Regions from separate parts of the Mus musculus genome. Here region 2 is linked to region 1. Evidence: chromatin loops called from intact Hi-C (ENCODE). Cell type or tissue: heart. All regions are shown on one strand. Each heading gives the region's core, and the rest is flanking DNA. Links, peaks and the distances in the headings are about the cores only.

Region 1 (2,905 bases), core at 204-2,703:
AGGGCCTGTAGACTTTCTCCTGTAAGGAAAAACCCTATACCCCTGGCTTCATCGGTACCAGGTGTGTCCACCAAGGAAGGCATGCCATTAGCTCCACAATTTTGGCCCTAGAAAGGAACACCAGAAAGTCATCTGCAGAGCATCCCCAGCGGCTGGCTTGTGGGTCCTTCTTAGAAGGAGGCTTGAGTTGAGGACCTAGCCCAACATGACGTTTAGAAAGTACATGCCATCTTCATAGGTGCAGCATCCATCACTGATCAGATGCGTTCTGGGCACCCTAAATCCTAATCATTTACCAAGGACACTTGCACACGCCCATAATAAAGGTTACCCAGAGGAGAGGCATTTTCCATCCATTTCCATGAGTGGAGGAGAAATTGCAGGGGAAGCAGATACGATATTGCTGGTGGAAGAGCTTGGGAGGGGTCCTAAGTATGTAATCTACCAATTCTAACACATTCCTCGCATGTCACTGGGCCAGGCTCTGTCTGTCTGCACTGACTTTGTCACCACCCATGGGGTGTGGATGCTGGGAGGTGACCCCCACTGGGGCTTCAGGTGTGGATGCTGAGCCGACCCTGGGTAGAGATGGTCAGAGATGAATATGGGAGACAATACCAGGTCACAGTGGGAAGGAGATAAAGCATTCTTGTGGCTCGTGTGCATCTTGATGACTCTACACTACATCTTGCTTCCCTGCAAATCAAGAGCTGGATCGCTGTACTGCACAGATGGAAAGTTCCTCCTTCTCACTGGCTAGAGTCTGTTCCTTCTGCTTCCTGGACTTGATACAAGGCTCATCTGTGGGATAACCCCAAAGGAGGCAGGGCTGAGTATCCTAGCATATACCTTGCAGACATGGGGACTCAGAGGAAATTCCCATGTTCCCCCATGCAGAATCTCTCCATGAGCAAGCACAGGCTGAAGGAAAGAGGAAAAAGGACAGATGGTTCTGAACTTCAGAGTGAAACCTGCCACAGATGGCAAGGTCCCACCTGCCCTGGGAAGTCATATCAGAGAATGAGGCTTCAGGTACACGGAAGAAGAGTGCATTTATACACCATAGTGACTGTATTGAGGATGTTAAAAAAAAAAAAAGAGCTTTAGTCCTATGACCAACAAGAATATGTAGCCAGTACTCAGAGAGCAGGGCCAGACTCTCAGCCATCCCTTACACTGAGAGCTCCCGGCCCCTCCCTCCCCAGCCCGCAGCTGTAGATTCACAGAGCCACCCACTGAGCTCAGATCAGCTCCTGGAGAAGTCTATTTGGTACCAGCCAACTCTTCCAGCCCCACATCCCTGAGGGAGAAGCAGGTGCTGACTGCCCTGCCTAATCTAAGTTCAGATGGAGTGTGCAGAACAGAATGTCAGCCTTTTGCCTGTGTGGAGGCCCCAGGGCACGTGGATCTGGCCTCCATCAACAGGCACAGAAAATCTGCCTCTGGCGCTCTCGGGACACCACCCTGTTCCTGCCAAAAACATTACCAGGGCTGCTGAGGTCCACAGGAGACAGACTGCCCAGGCAGACTGTGTCTCCCAGCTTTCTTGGGCTCTGTCCAGCTGCCAAGAGAGACACGGTGCCCAAAGGAGAACGAAACATGTTGCCCAAAGTTCTGCACTATGCAATGGCACTGAAAGACTGTCAAGCTGAAACTAAAATAAGATAAAACATGTAGCTTTTCTTTTCAAAAGCAAGCTACTAGAAACACTGAAGGCTGTGGGGTTTTGTTTTGTTTGTTTGTTTTGTTTGTTTGTTTTGTTTTGTTTTGTTTTTTTGCAATCCCACGGGCAACAGGCACTCAGGCCCTTCACTTTCCCCACCAACAATGCCAGGAAATCAACTTGCCCAGCCTGAAGACTGGCGCTGCTTTCCTTTACAAATTAAGAGCTGATGCTCTTCTGAGAGGCAGCCCTGTTCCCCATCAGCTTCCTGGTGTACACTGCTGGTTTTCCCTGCAGTGGCCTACTGGTCTGCCAATGTCCCTGGCTTCATTTTAACTTCTTGTGAGAATGTGCCAAGGCACCTGCAAGCCTTTTGGGAAAAAAAAGGGGGGGGGTGTAAAAAAAGAAAAAAGAAAAAAAAAGTAAGGAGAAGCTGACAAATAAGCAGGCAGAGTTTAGCATTTGCATCTGGCAATCTAAGAGGCCAGTCTGGGAGCTAGAACTGTCTGCACAAGGACTGACAAACAGGCTGACCGCGTCCATAGGGCCAGACAGAGAGGCATGAAGCATCTTTGAAGAGGATGAATGATAGCTTAGAGTATCAGGTGTGTTAGATACGAGTCCCAGTAGAAGAAGTCACCCCCAAACCTACGCATCTTCAAACCAACCTCACTCAAGTTCGTGTTTTCAGGAGGCTTGGCTGTGGTCCGGGGCTCTGTGCAGTGTGATCAGTAGCAGCTGGAACTTTGGGGAATTAGGAAGGTATCACCTCGTTCAGCCTCAGTCCCAGAGTGCTGTCCTTTCCCCCTCTGGCTACTTTTCAATCCCACCACAGGCTAGCTTGTGTGTCCTCAACAAGATGGCAGCCAGTGGCCACAGGACACATTGTGTGTCAGCTCGGAAGTCGGGCAACATACCTGCCAGCTACCAATGAAGATCCTGCAGGAGGCAGGAGCCTTCCCTTCTATGAGATACCATGTACCTATGAGGACTGAAAGTGGCCCGGTGTTCTGGGGGAAAGGAGACAGCCTTCCCAACTCAGAGGGGTGGAGGGCAAAGATCATGGAAGGTGGAGGCTTTAAAACTGCTATCCCAAGTCAGCACGCTCCAGCCATTGCTGGAAGAGAAAGATGCACATGGTGGACTAAGCTCATCTGCTGTGGTCCAGGGCAGCAGAGCATGCCTGCATAGAGACGCAGCTCAGGAGCAGAAGTGTACATCTATCTTTGTGGGGACACTGTC
Region 2 (2,905 bases), core at 320-2,819, 62 kb after region 1:
GCACAAACAGAATGTTTTTTCAGAATGTTCCATGGAGACCTACAGGGCTTCCAGGTACCATAAGGAGAAAGCCCTTGGAGAACCCTGAAAGAGCATAGCCCCCTGGCTCCCTATGCTAAGATCACCAGTAAGTCCATATGCTCCAGGTCTGTGTCCAAGCCTCTACCCCTTCCCTGCCCTATTTGAGCACTAAGGGCTCTGCACAGTGAGTGGGGGAGGGGACAGGTGGATCCATACTTTTCATACTGGGAATACTGTCCAGTGTCTGGAAGAAATAAATGGGACTTCTACACTGACTTTTTGAGTGTTCTTGCTTCTCTCATAAACATACTGGGGCACATCTTGTTCCTTTTGAGTCTGGGAGGAACATGTCACTGGCCCTGCCCACAGGGGTTTAGAGCCCCTTAGGAAGAAATGTCAACGGAACCAGTAAGAACCAATATACACCTGTCTGTACACCTGTCTGAAGACCTCAGGAACTCGGAGAGGAGCAAGAAGTGGGGTCAGGGTGAAATGGAGACTTTCTTCCTAATAGACTAGAGACAGATAAATTCAGAATTTCAAATGTGTGTGTCTCAGAAACCATGTATAAGGTGCCTGACTCCTCACCCTGAGCAGAGAATCCTGGGGGCAAACCCAGAGCCGGGATATCCTAGCACTCTGTGTTTTCTCAGCTCTACCCTTCTAAGTCAGGCCCAATGTCCTACATGGCAAAGCCAAATCCCCCAGCAGAGGTCCCAAACAAGCTAACTACAGCCCTATACCTAAGGCTACCGGCAAACACCTTTTATTTTATATTTTGGATGGTAGGCAGGCCCTCAGAGAGCGGGGAGCAGGTAGTTAGTTAGGCAGGGCGGCCTGCAATGCACTTTGGACTAACAGGATCTGGCTGCATAATTAATCCAAGGAGAAAAGACATCCCCTCTGAGAAACAAAGACTCCCAGGACTTCTGACGCCAGGTACGCTGCTCAGGAGAGCCTACGAACTGCCTGATCATCAAGTCATACGGTCAGCAGTCACCTCATCCACACTGGGACAGCCTGGGTTCATTCCCCTCCCGGGCTTGTGCTCTGCGCAGAGCCTCACCGTGCCAGAGATGAGTGTGAAAGAGCTCAGAGGATTAAGGACTTCATTTGGCTTTTTTTTTTCTTTTTTGCACCTTGTCAAACATCCCAGCCCACAGCCAGGAAGACCCCCCCCCCACCTCACCCCCGCCTCACACCCTCATAACTCCTCGAGCTGGTTGGAAAGAACAGAAAGGCAGACAGGTGTCCATCTCGTGCGCCAAGAGAGCGAGCAGGAGAAAGGGCTGCAAGCTGTGTTTATGGGGCGGCAGGAGAATAAGAGTAAACTTCAACCAGGCACCAAGATAAAAATAACAGCAGTACAGGAGGTCCTGCCAAAAGGAGGCTGTGCTCCCGAGTTCTAATCGCTTGGGAGCCTGGGCTTGAGACCTAGTCTGAGGACACGGTGGTGCCCGAGGGGAGCTGGCACCCTCCTGGCTGATTCTTTCTCTGCCTCTGATCAGGCTCCTTGGCTCCTGCTAAGAGGTTCAGCTGGGACACAGGACTCCTGCACACTGCAGCCAGCCTTGTAAACAGTTCCCAGACCAGCTCGAAAGGACCACAGAGCACCATCTGGGAACGGTCCAAGCTGGGAGTCAGCCCCAGCTGTGGGACCTTGAGTCAGTCACCTTGCCCTGGGAGCCTCCTTGGGCAGCCCTTTCTCAGGATGAGTGGGTGTGGGGCCCCTCAACCCTGGCTCCCTGTGCTTCCAAGGAGATTGTTTACAAGGGAGCCAGGGTGTGCGGTTCCTCCCAGGAATCTCCAGCTGCAGTGGTCGGAACATCCCCACCCTGGCCTGGGGACCAGACCAGGCAGAGCAACAGCAACAGCCAATGCCAAGCACAGCTTGGGCCCACGGTGGAAAACTGAGCCTAAGATTGTCCCAGGTGACAACCCCATGTTGTCAATATAGTGGAGGCTCCTTGCTCTGCAGCTTGTGTCCCAGAGTCCTTGGGAGCCCACTTGTAACTAACCAAAACCGGATTTCCACCCATGAGTCTGTCCAGCATCCACTTTGAATCAGAAAGACCCTACAGATATCCCAGTTCGATTAGTGCTCTCTCCTCCTCCTCCTCTTCCTCCTCCTCCTCCTCCTCCTCCTCTTCCTCCTTCTTCTCTCTCTCTCTCTCTCTCTCTCTCTCTCTCCCCCCTCCCCAACTTGCATTTTTATTTTTAAAAGTAATGCTTCACTGGGCATGGTGATGCACTCCTTTAATCCTAGCAGAGGCAGGAGGATTTCTGAGTCCCAGATCAGCCTAGTCTACAGAGTGAGTTCCAGGACAGCCAGGGCTACACAGAGAAACCCTGTCTCGAAACAAACAAACAAACAAACAAAAAAAAAAGTAATGCTTCAACACGTATCAAAAAACATTCATTCCATAAGTAACTCAGTTTGGGAAGCCCAAAGCTGACAGACCTGAGTCTTCGTCCCACTAACTTGTTTTAATTAGATTTTTATTATCTGGGGGAGGAAATATGGAGAGTGTAAAAGGGTTAGGGACACACTCACATGGGAGGTGCAAGTGTAGAAATCAGAGGACAACCTACAGGAGTCCCTCTCTCCCTTCATCACAGGGGTGGCATGTGGGGAGGGGCACTAGACTTGAACTCAGGTCGTCGGGCTTGGTAGCAATCACCTTCACCTACTGAGCCATCTTGTCACCCATACTAGACAGCCCTATGTCATGAGCTCACTTGCTGGGGTTCCCAACAACCCCAGCTGACATTCCTCCCATGAATCTTTCAGAACAGCTATAAAATTTTATTTTAAAATGTTTTCTATGTTAGGTTTAAAATGTTAAGATATTTTTAAATGTTCCTTGTGACAAGAGATGAGGTA

Evidence for each region. Hi-C counts contacts between places; a loop is a spot of excess contacts. Peaks named below come from ENCODE experiments on the same cell type or tissue, not always from the same donor. Only the 100,000 strongest peaks of a DNase experiment are listed, where the experiment ranks them.
Region 2: a loop joins it to region 1, with 3 times the contacts of the local background. A loop is called at or near these places in 3 of 42 quality-filtered maps.

What each region holds. Positions count from the first base shown.
Region 1 is chr13:51,928,977-51,931,881 of GRCm38, reverse strand. No RefSeq gene overlaps it. Among named protein-coding and RNA genes, the nearest start is that of Gadd45g, 84 kb to the right of the region's middle. In heart, for the core only: no CTCF peak of the experiment used is centred there; a DNase peak (open chromatin) is centred at 1,411; H3K27me3 peaks cover 240 bases.
Region 2 is chr13:51,867,378-51,870,282 of GRCm38, reverse strand. No RefSeq gene overlaps it. Among named protein-coding and RNA genes, the nearest start is that of Gadd45g, 22 kb to the right of the region's middle. In heart, for the core only: no CTCF peak of the experiment used is centred there; DNase peaks (open chromatin) are centred at 1,052 and 1,492; H3K27ac peaks cover 652 bases.